Regions from separate parts of the Homo sapiens genome. Here region 1 is linked to region 2. A link is an interaction called in ENCODE POLR2A ChIA-PET data of the cell type or tissue named here. Cell type or tissue: PC-9. All regions are shown on one strand. Each heading gives the region's core, and the rest is flanking DNA. Links, peaks and the distances in the headings are about the cores only.

What was found. ChIA-PET counts read pairs that join two places held together with the same protein. Peaks named below come from ENCODE experiments on the same cell type or tissue, not always from the same donor. Only the 100,000 strongest peaks of a DNase experiment are listed, where the experiment ranks them.
Region 1: POLR2A ChIA-PET joins it to region 2 with 9 read pairs; 1 of 35 experiments calls an interaction of 5 or more read pairs at or near these places.

What each region holds. Positions count from the first base shown.
Region 1 is chr11:70,065,213-70,073,188 of GRCh38, reverse strand. It overlaps LOC105369371 (a long non-coding RNA gene), which reads right to left and starts at 2,530. Exons shown (of 2, transcript XR_007062760.1): 1 at 2,491-2,530; 2 at 2,012-2,369. LINC02753 (long intergenic non-protein coding RNA 2753) reads left to right here and starts at 7,818. Exons shown (of 2, transcript NR_120529.1): 1 at 7,818-7,976. LINC02584 (long intergenic non-protein coding RNA 2584) reads left to right here. Exons shown (of 3, transcript NR_103835.1): 3 at 250-755. It also overlaps a transcript of ANO1 not described here. RefSeq lists an enhancer at 1-307 and a silencer at 852-1,029. In PC-9, for the core only: CTCF peaks have their summits at 4,852 and 5,052 (motif pointing right); a DNase peak (open chromatin) is centred at 4,978; H3K4me3 peaks cover 1,115 bases; H3K27ac peaks cover 4,609 bases.
Region 2 is chr11:69,270,028-69,278,003 of GRCh38, reverse strand. No RefSeq gene overlaps it. Among named protein-coding and RNA genes, the nearest start is that of MYEOV, 20 kb to the left of the region's middle. In PC-9, for the core only: no CTCF peak of the experiment used is centred there; a DNase peak (open chromatin) is centred at 3,203; H3K27ac peaks cover 3,095 bases.

The DNA of each region.
Region 1 (7,976 bases), core at 2,006-7,005, 790 kb before region 2:
CTGCCCACTCTGCCAAACAGAGCACCTAGCTGCCTGCCACTGGTTCAATTCTTCTTCCTGGGGCTTGAAAGAGTAAAAGTTCCAGATTGCCTGGCAATTTCCTTTCACCAGCATACTTCCTGAGAATAAGGAACTTCCATCTCGCAGAGGCGGGCGGCTTCAGTCTGAGCTTGTGCCACTCCAGGGAGACAAGGGTGACCCTTATGGCTTCCTCTGAGCCCCTGTCCTGATTATGTATTTTCTCCCTAGACATGATACAGCTTCTGATAGAGAAGGACAGGTCCTGGTCCTCCTGTCCTCTGGCCTGAGGGGCTGAAGGTGACTTGAGGTCCCAAGACCGTGGAGCTGGGACATAGGTTGGCACCCCTGCACTGTTGAGAGTACAAGAACCCCATGAGAGCCGCTCTCAGCCACAGACTCATCCCTGTACCTTCCACGGGGTGTACGCCGGGCGTGAGTGCACCAAAGTTGCATCCCTCCCCTGGTGTTGGTGACCGGCCCAAGCCCCTGATTTCCCTAAAGACCGAAGTCTAATGCCTGAGATGGATCCTAACGTTACAGGCACTGGCTGCAGCAAGCCTCTGACTCTGGGGCGAATCCTCTGGGGCCTCATCACACCCTCCCCTCCCCAAAGTCAAGGAAGCCACACCTCCTGGGCCGACTGTGAGGCTCAGTTATCTTTATAGGAAATCCTGACGCTTTCCTGCAAAACCCTGTGGTTGGAATAAAAGATGTTCCAGAATTTTGTTATGCCATGCAAGGCCTTTTCCTTGAACGCTTGCTGTTCACTTCATTGTGCCTTCACGTATGCATCATTTGGTGCAAAACTGTTTTGTGTCAAGGCCTCTGCCAGGTTGGGGGTCTCTGTACTGCAGCCGAGCTGCTGGGCTGCAGGTTTCTCTTGGGGGGATACTGTGTGTGACAACCATTGGCTGTACACTCCGGGCCTCACGTCTGTGGGAGAAATGAATGGGAACATGAGCCAGGAGCATCACCAGCAGTGGAGGAATTGTCCCAACCCTGCGCTGGGGAATCAGAACCTTCAAGGCCCTCTGGGTTTGGCGCCGAAGACCTCGTCCTCCTGATGCAACGTTTCTGTACAATAAAGGTGTGCGTTACTGGGCCCTGCGGAGTGTGTGTCATTGAGATATTCTACTATCCACGCTAACAAGAGTAAAAATAATCAGGGGAAATCAATAATCTATGTTATGTGACCTGTTATATAAAGAATATCATCTCAACATGTCCTCAGTATAAAAGTTCCTGGCCAGGCATGGTGGCTCACACTTGTAATCCCAGCACTTTGGGAGGCTGAAGTGGAGGATCACTTGAGGCTAGGAGTCAGAGACCAGCCTGGACAACACAGTCAGATCCCATTTCTAAAAAAGAAAAAAAAAATTAGCCAGGCATGGTGGTGCGTGCCTATAATCCCAGCTACTTGGGAAATTCAGGTGGGAGGATTGCTTAAGCCCAGAAGTTTGAGGCTGCAGCGAGCTATGATTGCACCAATGCACTTCAGCCTGGGTGACAGAGCGAGACCCTGTCTCAAAAAAAATTAAAAAAAAAAAAGTTATTAATCAGACCTTGGCCATTCTCTTTTTTCCAACTACATATTTGAAATCTGGTATGTGAATTTTACTTTACGGCATATCTTATTTCAGAAAAGCCACGTTTCTAGGGCTCAAAGTCACATGTGGGAAGGAGCGACCAGGCTGGACTGCTTAGCTACAGAGCCTTTTCCTATTATTTAAGGAAAATTATATTGGATGGCTTTTATTTTCTGCTTTGTCATTTCCTCTGTTTTGTAAGATTTCTGCAGTGACATGAAATAGGTTGATAGGTAGGGAAAGGGTGATATTATTTAAGGCACTGACACACTTTGTAACCTGTGGGCTCATATTGGACCCTTTTACTATTTAAGGAAAAATAGTTGAACAGCTTTTTCTCTGTACAGCACACATGTAGAGAAACCCACCTTTGCCTAAAGGCCAATCACAGCACATTCCCGAAATATTAGGACAGAGTAGCCTTTAATTACAAAACATATCTGATGACAGAGCTGGTCACACAGGTGTTCAACTGAAGAAGCCAAGAGAGCGCCCTATTTCACACCAGAAAGAGATCCAGGAGGACACCCAGGGGCACCCTCCCAGGGATCCTACCATGTAGTACTCCCAGTACATGGGCCATCTACCTTGCCAAGTGGAAGCGATGCGGTTGGGTAAGAGATCTGAGGCAGGGGCTGGCAGCGCTGGGGAGCAGGGGACTAACGCAGATGCCCTCCACGAGCAGTTCTGGGCAGGGGTTCCAGGACTCCGCCTTGGCAGGTACCCCTGAAGGAGATGCTCAGGCCCCTTCCCCTGGCTTTTCTGGTAGAGTGAGGGGTTCATTCAGCTACATACTCATTCATTCGCTCAAGTGTTTGTCCACTCATCCACCTGCTCACTCGCCCATTGGCTCACCCCATTCCCCACTTACTTACCCACTCACCATGCACTCACAATTCATTTATTCACTTGGAGTTTCACTCTGTCGCCCAGGCTGGAGCGCATTGGCATGATCTTGGCTCACTGCAACCTCTGCCTTCTGGATTCAAGAAATTCTCCTGTCTCAGCCTTCCAAGTAGCTGGGATTACAGGCACCCGTCATGACTAACTTTTATATTATTAGTAGAGACCGGGTTTCACCATGTTGGTCAGGCTGGTCTTGAACTCCTGACCTCAGGTGACCCGCCCACCTTGGCCTCCCAAAGTGCTGGGATTAGTGTGAGCCACTGTGCCCAGCCTCATTCACTCATTCTCTTATACCTCTACCTCCTCAAATCCCTTCCTGACTTTGTATTTCTCCATAGAATCCGCCACCCCTTATCTGCAGAGGAGTTCGCTTCATCATCTTGTTTTCCCTCTGCCTCCCCTCACCCTCCTTGGCTAGAATGGCGGCTCCAGGTGATTTTGTCATAATTTGATCGCTCATTTTCATGCTGAAAATGACGTGAGCCACAGAGACCTAGAAAAATGCACAGAATTGAACCAGCTATCCAACAAAGTTGAGCCCCAAGGCATTGACTCTTAAAACATAAGGAAGAGAGAGCATGAGACAGAGTGGCCTCTGTGACAGACAGTGGCTGCCTGTCTTTGCAAAATGCATTAATGGCCAACAGCAAATTAATTAAGTCATTTCAATCCCTTCGCTTATGTAGACAAAATCCAAAGATCCGTGTCATATAGGGTTAGTAAGTACATGCATGCACATCCTTGCATGCATACACATACGACAACTCATCCCCAAAGGGTTAAAAATGGACCCGACATGGGATCTCCTCCCCAATGGCATGCATAATCAGTGGTTCTAGTGTCCATCCAGAAGCTCTTCCTGAATACAGATATTTAAGATTTTTAAGCTCATCACAGCCCAGATCCTCCAAGACACATAGTCATATAGAGCCCAGGGGCCACAGGGCTGCCTGCCCCGCCTCTAACGTAGATTATCGTTTTCCAAAAGCTGTTCCCAAGACTCAGTGTCCCTGCCTCTTAAGCAGGAATGATTACATCTGAAATCAGGCTTTCTGGAAAATCAAGTCAGCATCCCTGCTTCTTAAACATGAACGATTACGTCTGAAATCAGGCTTTCTGAAAAATCAAGTGTCCTCCTCCCCCTTTAAGCTCATCACAGCCCAGATCCTCTGTGTTAAACAGATCTCAAATCTGTTTAGCTTGGGGACCAAACAGAGTGGGGCTGTTTTCCCTTAAACCCATCGGAAGGAGTTTATTCGTCAATTTTCACTCCACTATTTGACTCTCAGCTCAAGCACCTTGAGACGTGCTTGGCCGTCCACTCCTCTGTTCCTGTTTCCTTCCAGTTTGATGGAGAAGTCTTTCCTCCAACCTTAGAGGGACTCTTTCAAAGCCACAGGTTCCTTCTGGATCTCTCTGCAGAACACACTCCCTGGTTCCTTCAAGCCACATCTCAGAAGAGAAAGCGGACCCTTTCCTTGGTCAGGGAGGATGGTGGGGCTTCCAATTCTTTCCCAAAGGAAACCAGGGTAAAAGCAAAGAACCCCCAGCCCATGCTCAGAGATGGCCCCGGGCCCTCTGTGAGTGGATTCATATGGCTTGTTTCACAAGGCAGGGGGACCCTGTGGAGGGGGATATTCTTTCATCAAGGAGGTCCTGAGGCATGAAGCCCAGCCTTTGTAGATGCACCTAAGAAAATACATGGGCCTGGGCCCCCCTGGTCCTTGGAGCTGGATGAGTCTGCAGCGGCTGGTGACATTGGGGACCATCAGCTTGCAGAGAGCATGGTAACAGCCTTCCTTCCCTACTGCTGCCTGTCACAGCCTTGTTTAGCTTGGGGACCAAACAGAGGGGGACAGTTTTCCCTTAGATGACCACTGGGACTGCCCCTACCCGCCTTCCCACCACTTCAGAACAGTTGGAGGAGTGGGCTAGGGAAAGAGTAGGGGGCGTGCCAGCGAGAGAGCCCCTTACCATGGAGCAGACATAGGCTAATGGCCTCCTCCTCCCAGGAGTTAATTGTATTCTCTTGGGCTGGACTTCATGTTTCCTGGGAGCTGTGACCCTCCTTCCCTCCTGGCTCACGTCTCCAAGCCTTCTGCTAAGAAACCACCTTTCCAGGGTCTGCCCTGGCCCCACTCCCAGCCCCTTCCACTGCTTCCCCGCATCTGTTATCTGACAACTTATTATTCTCCCTGCACCAGGAAAGCAGGGACCTTTGTTTTTTGTTTTCTCTGTATTCTCAGGACCCAGCGGAGCCTGGCACACAGTAGGTATGCAAAGTATCCTTTGAAAGGATGAACAAATGAGCTAATGTCCTTTGTCGGTGTCCACAGATTCTAGCACCCGCCTAGTGGAGGACAATGAAGAGTTTACCCACAGGTCAATTTTTACCCGATTCAACCAACCCCTGCACGGACACTTGCCTCTTAACAGGAGGCTGTGGAATCTAAACAAACAGGTTCTCCCTAGGGGCAAGGATGGAGTTGTTGTCTTAACATTTTCCAGCTGGTGGAGCTGCTGGGGAAAGCTGCTGAGGCCACTGCCACCCACCACAAAAGCCCCATTGAGAGCCCCGCCTTCTCCAATACGAGGGCTCCTGTCCAGGGAGGAGGTGGGCTGGGTTTTTCTGGCAGGAGCGTGTCCCCTCCACAGGGGCAATCAGCCTATTTATTAAGGTCCTTCTACGTGTTAAGCTGTGAGCCCAGGGCACAGACCCGCAGGTGTGAGGCTGATAGTCTGCCAGGAAGTCAGAAATCTGACAGCCACAGAAAAATGCTGAAGGACCAGGGGAGGAAAGGTCATGGTCAATTCCGGAAGACTTTGCACAGGGAGTGGCTTCTCAGCTGAATCCTAAACGGTCACTGGTAACTAGGAAGATGAAAAGGAGGGGTCGACTGCCCAAGCCGGGGCAGGGGGTCGGGAGGTCTGGAGGGACGGGAAGGCTGGGAAGGGCCTTGGGGCTGCCTGTGCATCCACCGGGTGCCTGTGAGCATCTTCTCAAGGTTGCCGGGCACTGGGGAAGAAGCAGCCAGCAAAACACGCACAGGCCGGGTGCGGCGGCTCATGCCTGTAATCCCAACTCTTTGGGAGGCTGAGGCAGACGGATCACTTGAGGTCGGGAGTTCAAGACCAGCCTGGCCAACATGGTGAAACCCCATCTCTACTAAAAATACAAAAATTAGCCAGGCATGATGGCAGGCGCCTGTAATCCAAGCTATTCGGGAGACTGAGGCAGGACAATTGCTTAAACCTAGGGGGTGGAGGTTGCAGTGAGCGGAGATTGCGCCACTGCACTCCAGCCTGGGCACCAGAGGGAGACTCCGTCTCAAAAAAAAAAAAAAAAAAAAAACACCCACGATTCCTTGTCCCCTTGGAGCTGCTGTCCAGCGAGGGAGGGGCAGGCAGACCATCGACAAAACAGAAGCAAATGACACGGCAGGTGGGATGCTCAGAGGTGGTTAAGCCCCACGGGGTAGAGGGGTTTGGACATGGCTGGAAGGTGGGAACAGCAGTTTCTCATGGTGGCCAGTACAGACCTTGCTCTGTGGGGGGCCCTTCATGACTGCTTGATATAAGGAAACTTTGGGAAGACTTAGACAACCAGGCTCCATTTTTATACAAATAAAAGGATTTTTGGTCACATGAGTTAGGAAAACAGCAGTGCCGGTCATGATCCCTGGACACCCCGGACAGACTGGCCTCCCCGCTGGGGGGCTGCTTTTTCAAGTTTGTTTTGGGCCCCTTTGCATGGGCCTGGGAGTGGGGACAGGCACTTCCTTGGCTGGACTAGCAGCATCCATGGGCCTGGCTGGCAGCAACCAGGCCGGGGCAGAGTGTCCCTCCTGGGGCTGACTGGTCTATGACTGTGGTCAGGTTGTGCCAGGACAGCCTCCGGGGTGCTTTGCTCCACCGTGGAGTTACGGTGATGGAGCTGGCAGCATCCCTGCCGCTGAAGGGGGTCTAATCTCCACGGGAGACCAGACGTCTCTGCTGTGCCGTCATTCAGGGAGGCCAAAGTCAGGGCTGCCACCCACCCCGCCCCCGCCACCAAATCACCAAGGAGAGGAGGACTCCATGTGCCCTCAACACATTGCAGACATTTGGCAAATGTTTGTGGGGGTGATTGTCCCAGGAGACTGTTGGGCATGGCTGACTCATCTATCAGAATGGAACTTTCTAGAGACTGATGATGGGTGCCAGGCACAGGCCTCCTCCCCCTCTGTCCCTGCAACCCTGCAGGGTGTCTTTGGACAAGTCATGTGGGCTCTGGGACCCCTGTTTCCAACTCAGTCCCAATAAGAAGACAGGCTGTTGAGATGTTAAGAGTGGGCCCCAAACACCAAGCATGGGGTCCCTTGGGAATGCAAGCTCAGGGCCTGGGACCCTTAGTGCCCACGAGGGCAGCTCGGCATCTGACCCCCTGCTTGTAATCACTGTTTATTATCACAGCTGTCACAGACTTGGCCATCTGCTCCAGTGACCTCCAAACCTGTCACTCTTTCATTCACACAATGGACATTCATTCATTCATTCATTCAGCGACACTTCTATGTGCCAGACACAGAACCGGGGCTGGGTCACGGAATAAACAATGCAAACAAGTCCCTGCTCTACTCCCACAGAGCTTACCTTCCAGCGGGGAGGCAGAGCAAAACCAGGAGCCAGAAAGGCAAACCGATGCATACACAGGAATATCAGATGGTGATGACTGCTGTGGAGGACGGAAGCAGGAAGAGGGGACGGCGGGCTAGCGAGTGTGGGGGCAGGCGTGGGGAGACACGACGTGGGTGGCCGTGGAAGGCCCTTCCGGGGAAGTGACATCTGAGCAGAGATCTTCTCCCCAGGAGCCAGCCCTGACAAGACTGGGGAGGAACATTGCAGGCAGCGGCACAGCCAGGTGAAGGCCTTGAGGCTGGGAAGAGTTGTGTGTGCTGGGGACAAGAACTGAGGTCAGCCAGGCTGGGGCACCCTCCAGCTAGGGGGACGACGGGGGACAAGGGCAGAGAGGAGGTTGGGAGGGCCAGGCCAACTAGGGGGACGACGGGGGACAAGGGCAGAGAGGAAGTTGGGAGGGCCAGGCCAACTAGAGGGACGACGGGGGACAAGGGCAGAGAGGAAGTTGGGAAGGCCAGGCCTGCAGGGCCTTCAGGCCAGGAGGGCACTGGGATCCTCTGCTGGGAGGAGGGGCTGGAAAGGTGGCCCCCACAGGGGACCGATGCTGTCTGAACTGTGAGGTCACAATGATCCCGGGGCTGCTCCTGGATTCAGCGAGCTGGGGGTAGTGCCCAGGAAACACATTTTAGTCAAGGCCCCCAGGTATCTGGCACAACCCCGGCAATATGCAAAGCCTCCTCTAATGATGGTTGAATCCAGGAGACCCCAACCGCTGTGATGGAAACCTCGCCACCTCCAGAGGCAGCCGATGACTCCTGGGGCAGCCCCACCCGGCTCAAAGGCAAC
Region 2 (7,976 bases), core at 1,308-6,307:
GCCAGCAGCTGGCTAGGGCTCCTCCAGGGTCCCACTAATTCCCACCACTTACCCGGTTCTCATTCCCCTTTGTGCCCCACAATACCCAGCACGGAACCCAACCCAGGGTCAGGGGCTCAGACACTTGGCTGAATCGAACTCCCCAGCCCAGGTGAGACCCCCACCCACCCATCCAGAACAGGGCACCTTCCCCTCCTCCCACCTGTCCTCTACCCTGCCCCCGGAGGGTGTCCCCTGTGCTGGTCTCTGGAGGTGGGCCGCAAGTCTCTATGCAGTTGGACACTTTCCTCACCAAGTTCTTGTCACTCTGCCTCAGCCTCCTCCACCCCAGTCACATGACTGAGGGTCAAGGTCTGCCCTCTCCCAGCCCACTGCCTACTGCCCACCTGCCCTGCATCAACCGGCTGGCAGCCCCAGGGTGTAACCTTCTGGCAACTGTGGAGCCTTCTGGAGACCAGCCATGTGGTGCTCGCTGCAGGCAGCACAGCTGGGGTTAAGGGCAGCCTCGGATCACAGAGGTTCCATTTCCGATTTTCCAGAAGTTGCCGATTATTAATGATCATTGTTCTTTCCTTCTGGGGCATAACAAAGCAGATTCAACTGACAACGGAACAGCAGCAGGTCAAGATTCCCACAGTATGAAATGTCAGCCTCTGGCGGCAATGACATTCACCCAGGGGCACTAAAAATAGACGTAAAAACAGAAGCATGCAGCCTCCGGAGGCTGGAGAGGCCAGGTGAGCTCAGGACTGAAATGACACTTGCAGTGACATCTATGGCCCATGGCAAAGCTGGGCTTTTCCTACTTCCTTTTTTTAAAAATTTTTTTCTTGAGAGAAAAAAAGAAAGTGAACTTGAGAAGGGTCAGCCCAGAAGGACTTTGCTTTTTTAAGTCTGATTTTACGTGCAAAATTCAGGTAGAAAGAAAAACTGCCATGAGATATGAGCATGGGGGGCATCAAGTTGGGCTAAATTCACCACTGCTTAGCCCAGAGAGGCGCAGAGGCTGCTTATTATGCTTCCCAGCTCCTCACTGACCCAGAATTGGCTATGGGACCTGGCTGAGGTCAGCACAGACCAACAGAACTCTTCTGACAATAGAAATGCTCTGTACCTGCTCCGTCCCATCTGGTACCCAATAGCTATAGTAGCACTTGAAATGTGGCTGTAGGCTGGGCACGGTAGCTCACATCTGTGGCCCCAGCTACTCAGGGGGCTGAGGTGGGAGGATAGCTTCAGACCAGGGGTTCAAGACCAGCCTGAGCAACATAGTGAGACCCCAACTCTACAAAAAATAAACAATTATCTGTTCTTGGTGATGCCCACCTCTAGTCTGGGCTACTTGAGAGGCAGAAGCTGGAGGGTCGCCTGAGCCCAGAAGTTCAGTGTTACAATGAGCTATAATGATTGCACCACTGCAATCCAGCCTGGGTGACAGGGTGAGACCCTATCTCTAAATTTAAAAAAGAAAGACCGAAACGATGTGACTCTGGCAATTGAGCAACTGAATTGTTAATTTTATTTAATTTTAATTGATTTAGATTTAAAGAGCCATATTTAAATGATGGCTAGTGTCTACTGTACTAGACCACACAGTTTTAGGCTCTGGGGAAAGAGAGCTGCAATTGATTAGCAATGTCTGCCAGGGACGCAGGCTGGGAAGATAAGGCACAAATGCCATATTACAGAAGGACCAGAGATCCAGTGTGATCTGGGTCACCTGAGACCTAAATCAGTGATTCTGGTGCCTGCACAGTTTCAGCATTCAGGAGGAAAAGTGTCTGTGAAGTTTAGTGTCACCCCCTACTCTTCAGTCTCATGGTCTAGTCAGGCAACTGCAAGTCTCTTTACTAGTTTTCTTCCACAGCAGACAGAGGGGTCCTTCCAAAATACCAATGCAGCCATTATCTACCTTGCTTGAAAGCCTGAATCTAATCCTCCAACCATGGCCACCAAGACCTATCCTGAGGCTGTGCCCCTCTGTGGCCTAGGCCCCTCAGTCTTCTCCACCTCCATCCAACACAGACCCCACCAGTCCTGGCTGGTTCTTCCTCTGCTCCACTGCACAGGAAGCTCCAAAGCAAGGGCTTCCTCTTGCACCATCTTAGCACCTCCACCGAAAGCACAGGACCTGAAGAGTCCCCACGGGAGGCTCACATGATTCCAGGAACTCCCAAGTCTACATTATTTTTATGTCCTTCCAATAATAAGACAAGAATCCTTATCGCCCTGTTTTGCAGATGAGGATACTGAGGTTCAAAGAGGGAAAGAGTTTGGCCAAGAACAAAAGAGAAAATGGCATATCTGAGACTCAGACCTGGGTAGATGTCCCTCCCAAACTTGGCCTCAGCACAAGGGTTGCACTGAGAATGGAAATCAGGTCATAGGACACCCAGTCCACTATTTCTTTTACTATTAACTCAACAAATGTTATGTGATGGAAGGGAGGAAGGGGTGGGTGGGTATGTGTATGGATGGGTAGATGGGTGGGTGTGTGTATGGATGAGTAGATGAGTTGGTGCATAGGTGGATGGATAGATAGATGGATAAATGGATTGATACATGGATGGTTGGATGGATGGATGGATGGATGGATGGATGGATGGATGGATGGATGTGTACATGGATGGGTGGATGGATGAGTGTATAGGTGGGTGGATGGATGGATGGATGGATAGATGGATGGAGATGTGGGTGGATGGATAAATATGTAGGTGGATGGCTAGATGGATGGATAAATGTATGGATAGATGGATGAATAGATGAATGGATCAATGGGTGACTAGATGGATTGATGGATGTGTATATAGATGCATGCAAACACACATGAATGAATGCAAGGGCAACAAAACACGGTAACAAGTCATGAATAGGGAATGGGATGAGGTCATCGTCCACCTTTCTCTTAACCATATTCAGGTATATCAGAAAATGAGGTCATGTGAAAAAATTATTTGAGACTTTTGTTTTTAAAGAGATAAAGTAGCTGGCAAGCTGTGCGTATGGAGCAAGCCCTGAGCTGTGTGAGGGCCTGCTCCCCCCACTCCTCCCCTGCCTCCACTCCCCCCACTCCTGCTGGCTCACTGAACCCCTCCCTAATGCTGCTTTCCCATGGGAAGGCTGAGAAGCAATAGCAATTTCTTCTGAATGGAACTCTCCCCTGAGCCAAAGAGTAAACAGGAGCCAGCAAAGAGCTCAAGTTGGTGTGTAACTGCTCGGGCGGTGATTACATAACCAGGACATACCTGGGAGAGGCACTGATCCAGGGGATTTTAACAAGCAAGTGGGGAGGGCTAGCGTGGGAGGCGGGCAGGGGGAACGCCCAGTGCAGGAATGGCCGTGCAGCTACCTGGCCTTGCTGGGAACTGGAGCCGGCTTGCTTGGGGAGGAAGGACACTCAAGTGTCACTTACTGAGAGCCTTGTACCATGACAGTCCTCTTGCATGATTCCTTTGTTTAATCCTCACAAGGGCACTACAGAGTGGGCTAGTTCAGCTATGTTCCCTTTGATAGATGAAAAATTAAAACTAGACACAGAGAGGGGTAGCCAGGCAGCAACTGTGTGGTGAGCTGGGATAGCCCCAGACTGGCTCCAGGGACTGCAGGGTAGACCGAGCTATAAGGCTGGTGCTTTCTCTTCTCCTCTCCCTTCCCTGCCTTGCTGTCCTCCTTCCCTCCCTCCTTCCTCAATTCCTGCCATCAGATCACGTGTCCAAATATTCTTCCAATTGTCCACCCATCCACCCACCTGGTGCCCAGTGGCTTTTCCCTTCTCTCCACAGTAGTGGACCTGCATCAAGAAAGGGACCAAAGGGAAGCAAGATGCAGCTGCTGCCTGCAGAAGGGCTTTCTGACAAGGACGGGTGATGTAGAAGCATCCACCTGCCACAGGACATAGCTTGAACACTTCGGGTGCTGAGCCCTTCCTGCCTGTGGGATACTGAGCAGTTTTGCAATGATTTTCTCCTTTCACCCGCGAGACGGCTCCAAGTTCAAAGCCATTATTCTCCTGTGGCAGAGAGGAGACTGAAGTCCAGAGAGGTGGGCTCAGGGTCTCATGGGAGCCTCAACCTTGGGACTTGGAGGTCAGGGAGGGCTTTCCAGAGGGGGTAGCCTCAAGCTGGCAGAGCAGTTCAGGGTGGGGGATGTTTTTAGCCGCTAGAGCCTTGGGATGGCGAAAGTGGGGAGAGGGTCCTTTGCTGCCTGGCATTCGGCTGCCCCACTATCCTCCAGGAGGAGGGGACTTGGGAAAGCCATGGCGCACCCAGGCAGAGCCCTGGCCAGGCTGAGGACAATTGGCCCAGAGCAGTGGCTTCAGCCCTAGAGCATGGTTGCAGAGTGAGACCATGCACACTGAGACCCTTCTCTGTGTCTCCCCGTCTACAAAGGGAGGGTGAAGTGAGACAAAGCGTGGAAGCTGTGTTGGCACCTGGTGAGTTCTTAGAGGTGGAGGTCCCTGTGGATGCTGCAACTGATAATACGTATCTCCCCAAAGTCCTGCAGGAAGGGCTGGAGCCCAGCCGACAAGCAACAGGGGAGGCCTTGCGCCCAGGTGTTCTTGCCTGCCTGGGCTGTCTGGGGCAACCAGGTCCAAACGGGGTGTCACCCCCAAGGGCGGGACTAGGGTACAAGTCACATCATGAGGGAGACCTCCCTTTCCCACGGCACCCCAGAGCTGCCAAGCGCCACGCTGCCATTGCATAAGCCACCGACCTGCCACCGCTGGCTGCCCCGTGCGTTGCCACGTAAATAGAACCCTGTATTTACCTACCCTGGGGAAGGGACAGGCCTACCTGGTGGGCGGGGAGACAGCAGCTCAGAGGCCTCCAGCTCTGATTTCTGTTCTGCTCCAAGTGCACACACATCCTGTGCCCAGGAGCTGGGCTTGGGTGGGGGTGCACCGGCAGAAGGGGCCAAAGGAAACTCTGCGTCCTGGGAGCATGGGCCAAAGGCCTCTGGGTTGCAGGCTCAGGTTGCAGCCACCAGCTCTGGGCGGGGGAGACCAGACTTGCCTTGCAGGCTACGGCCATATCTGAGCAGCAAGCGTCAGATGGCACTGATGGCCCCAGAGACCTCCCTGCTGTTGGCACTGGTCAGCTGCACAGGAAGGACAAATGGCCATCTGCACAGCCAGGGCCAGAGCCCAGGAGTCTCCAGGAGCCAGCCATGGGCACAGCCCCACCTGTAACAACCATTCCTCCAGAAAGCCAAACTCAGTAAAGACTTATTTTGTTGTAAAGAAATATAATACATGTTTTAGCTTTAATTTCCATAACATTCTAGATGTTCCTATTCTTGTTTTACACAGGAAGAAACTGAGGCACAGAGAAGTAAATGACTGATCCAAGGCCACAGAGCTAATGGGATGATAGAGTCAGGATTTGAACTCAGGTTTCTCTGACCCTAAGTAGTTATTCCCAATAAGTATGCTGCCCCTGTATTTCATCTCAGTGTTTTCATCTACCAAGTAAGAGCAGTCATATAATCCAAGACACAGCATTACTCTGGGCTCTGCGATGAATAATGGTAGCCTCGTGGCATCTGTCCATAGATGCTTGGCTGGATCAATGAATGGATAGGTGAATGGACAGTGGGACAGGTGGGCAGATGGATGGACAGAGTGCCACATTTATGAGTGGGGTGAGAAGATGGCAGGATGGATAGATGGATAGGTGGTTAGAATGATGACCGATAAGCAGATAGACTGGTACATGGACTAACAGGTGGATGAGTAGATGAATGATGGATAAATGGTTGGATGGGTGGATGAGTGAATGCGTGAGGACTAGAAAGGTAAACACAGATAGGTAGAATGGATGGATGATTGAAGGAGTGATGGGTAACTGGATGGATGGATGGATGGATGGATGGATGGATGGGTGGCTGGATGAATAGGTAAATCGGTGGATGGAAGATGAATAAATGAGTGGGTGGACATGTAGATGGATGGTTAGAAAGGGCTTTGAATGAATAACTAACAGTTGGATAGAGGAATAGATAAACAAGTAAATGAATGGATCAATGAACAGATGGACATGTGGATGGCTACAAAGATGGTTGTAATGAAGGCTAGAAAGATGAATGGCGAGATGGATGAGAAGTTAAGTGGGTGAGTGGATGGGTGGCTCTCCTTCCAATCTAACTCTAGTTGGAGAAGAGACTCTCAAACATCCAAAGCCTAGGCCAAACTGAGAGGGAGAGCACCCATACTAAAGGGTCAACCATATCAGCTCTGTGGTGTGGACGTTGCCTGAAGACTGTCAGGTCACCTCACGGAGCCTGTATCCTTGGTGCTGTGAAACAGCCCTGTGGCAGGTGGAAGGAGTGGTGGTGGCCCAGGCAGGACCCTGGCCAAGCTGTGGAGGCTGCTCCTTTCTCTCCTCCTTCAGTGCCAAGCCAGGGCTCCTACGTCACAGCTACCAGCATAGCCCCTGCCATTCTTCCCTCCTCCCTCTCAGTCAGGGCAGCTACAGGTAGACCAGTAGCTCCTTTTCCCACCCCACTAAAGAAGCCAGGGGAGAGCTCTGGGCAAAGACAAGGGCCTGGGGACGTCCCCAGATCTGACACTGACCTGCCATGTGATCGGGGAGGTGGCACTGCCAGTACCTGATCTCTGCTATGAGCAGCAGTCAGACTGGAGTGGAAATACATGGCAGAGAAGCTTGGAGTTACTTTGAGGCAGCCAGATGGAGCCTCCTCAGCCCCTGGTCACAGTCCCTGACACACCCCACTCAGAGCCCCAGGGATCTCTGGACCCCACTGGCTGGGACCATCACCCAAGGCCCTTCGGACTTCAGTGGACTGAGATTCTGGCCCCAGAAACTGAGTCATCCCAGCCCGGAAGGGAAAGGCAGCGAAGCGAAGAGAATAAGCTCAGTTCATCTGGGCCCGAATCTCCCTGGCTAAAGGTGTCCCAATGGACGTGAGCTTGCTCGAGCCCTGCCACTCTCTGGATATCATGTTTCTGTCTCCACCTGGAGCCCATCTGGGAGGCTGGCATGGGTGAGGGATTTGGTGATTTTTTTTATTTTATTATTATTTTTTTTGAGCTGGAGTCTCACTCTGTCACCCAGGCTGGAGTACAGTGGTGTGATCTTGGCTCACTGCAACCACCACTTCCCGGGTTCAAGCGATTCTCCTGCCTCAGCCACCCGAGTATCTGGGATTACAGGTATCTGCCACCATGCCCGGCTAATTTTTGTAGTTTTAGTACAGACAGGGTTTCACCATGTTGGCCACGCTGGTCTCAAACTCCTGACCTCAAGTGATCTGCCTGCCTCGGCCTCCCAAAGTGCTGGGATTACAGACGCGAGCCATGACTACTGGCCAGACTTGGCGATTTTTACAGGACAGGAGTCTAGGGGATCCTGGGCCTGGCTTGGAGGGGCTGCAGAGGACATGGAAAGGATGTAGGAGCCACGACGTGGCAAGCAAGCCCCAGAGCCGGGGCCTGGGAGCAACTCCCACTGAGCATGGGATGGGAGGAAAGGGGGCAGCCCCTGGGAGGAGGGGACCCAGGTAGGCTGAGGGGACCCAGGTGCCTTCAGAGAGAGCCACATCCCCTTCTCCAGGCTTCTGGTCTTTTCAGAGAGAGCCCCGTCCCCTTCTCCAGACTCCTCTGCTCGCAGGACATTTGGCCAGTGCTGACCTCTGCTCACAATGCTGCTGCCATCTCAGGGCCACCATGGGGTCCCTGTGGGACTCCCTCCGGTACCCTAACTCAGAGGCCTGGGACAGGCCTGGGAGGAGAGGGAGGGGCCTGGAGGAGTTGGGGGGCTCACCGTTCCCAGCACAGCCTGCCTGGGCCGCCTACTCCCCACCGACAAGCCGTCAATCGCTCCCCTGAGAGTCAGTGCGTGGGCCCCAGACCTTGTCAATCTGCCGGAGGACACGAAGCCAGGGCCAGAGCATTCCCACGCTGGACAGCCACTGTGGAGGGGCCCAGGCCGCAGGGTTCCCCCAGCCCCAGGCCTGCA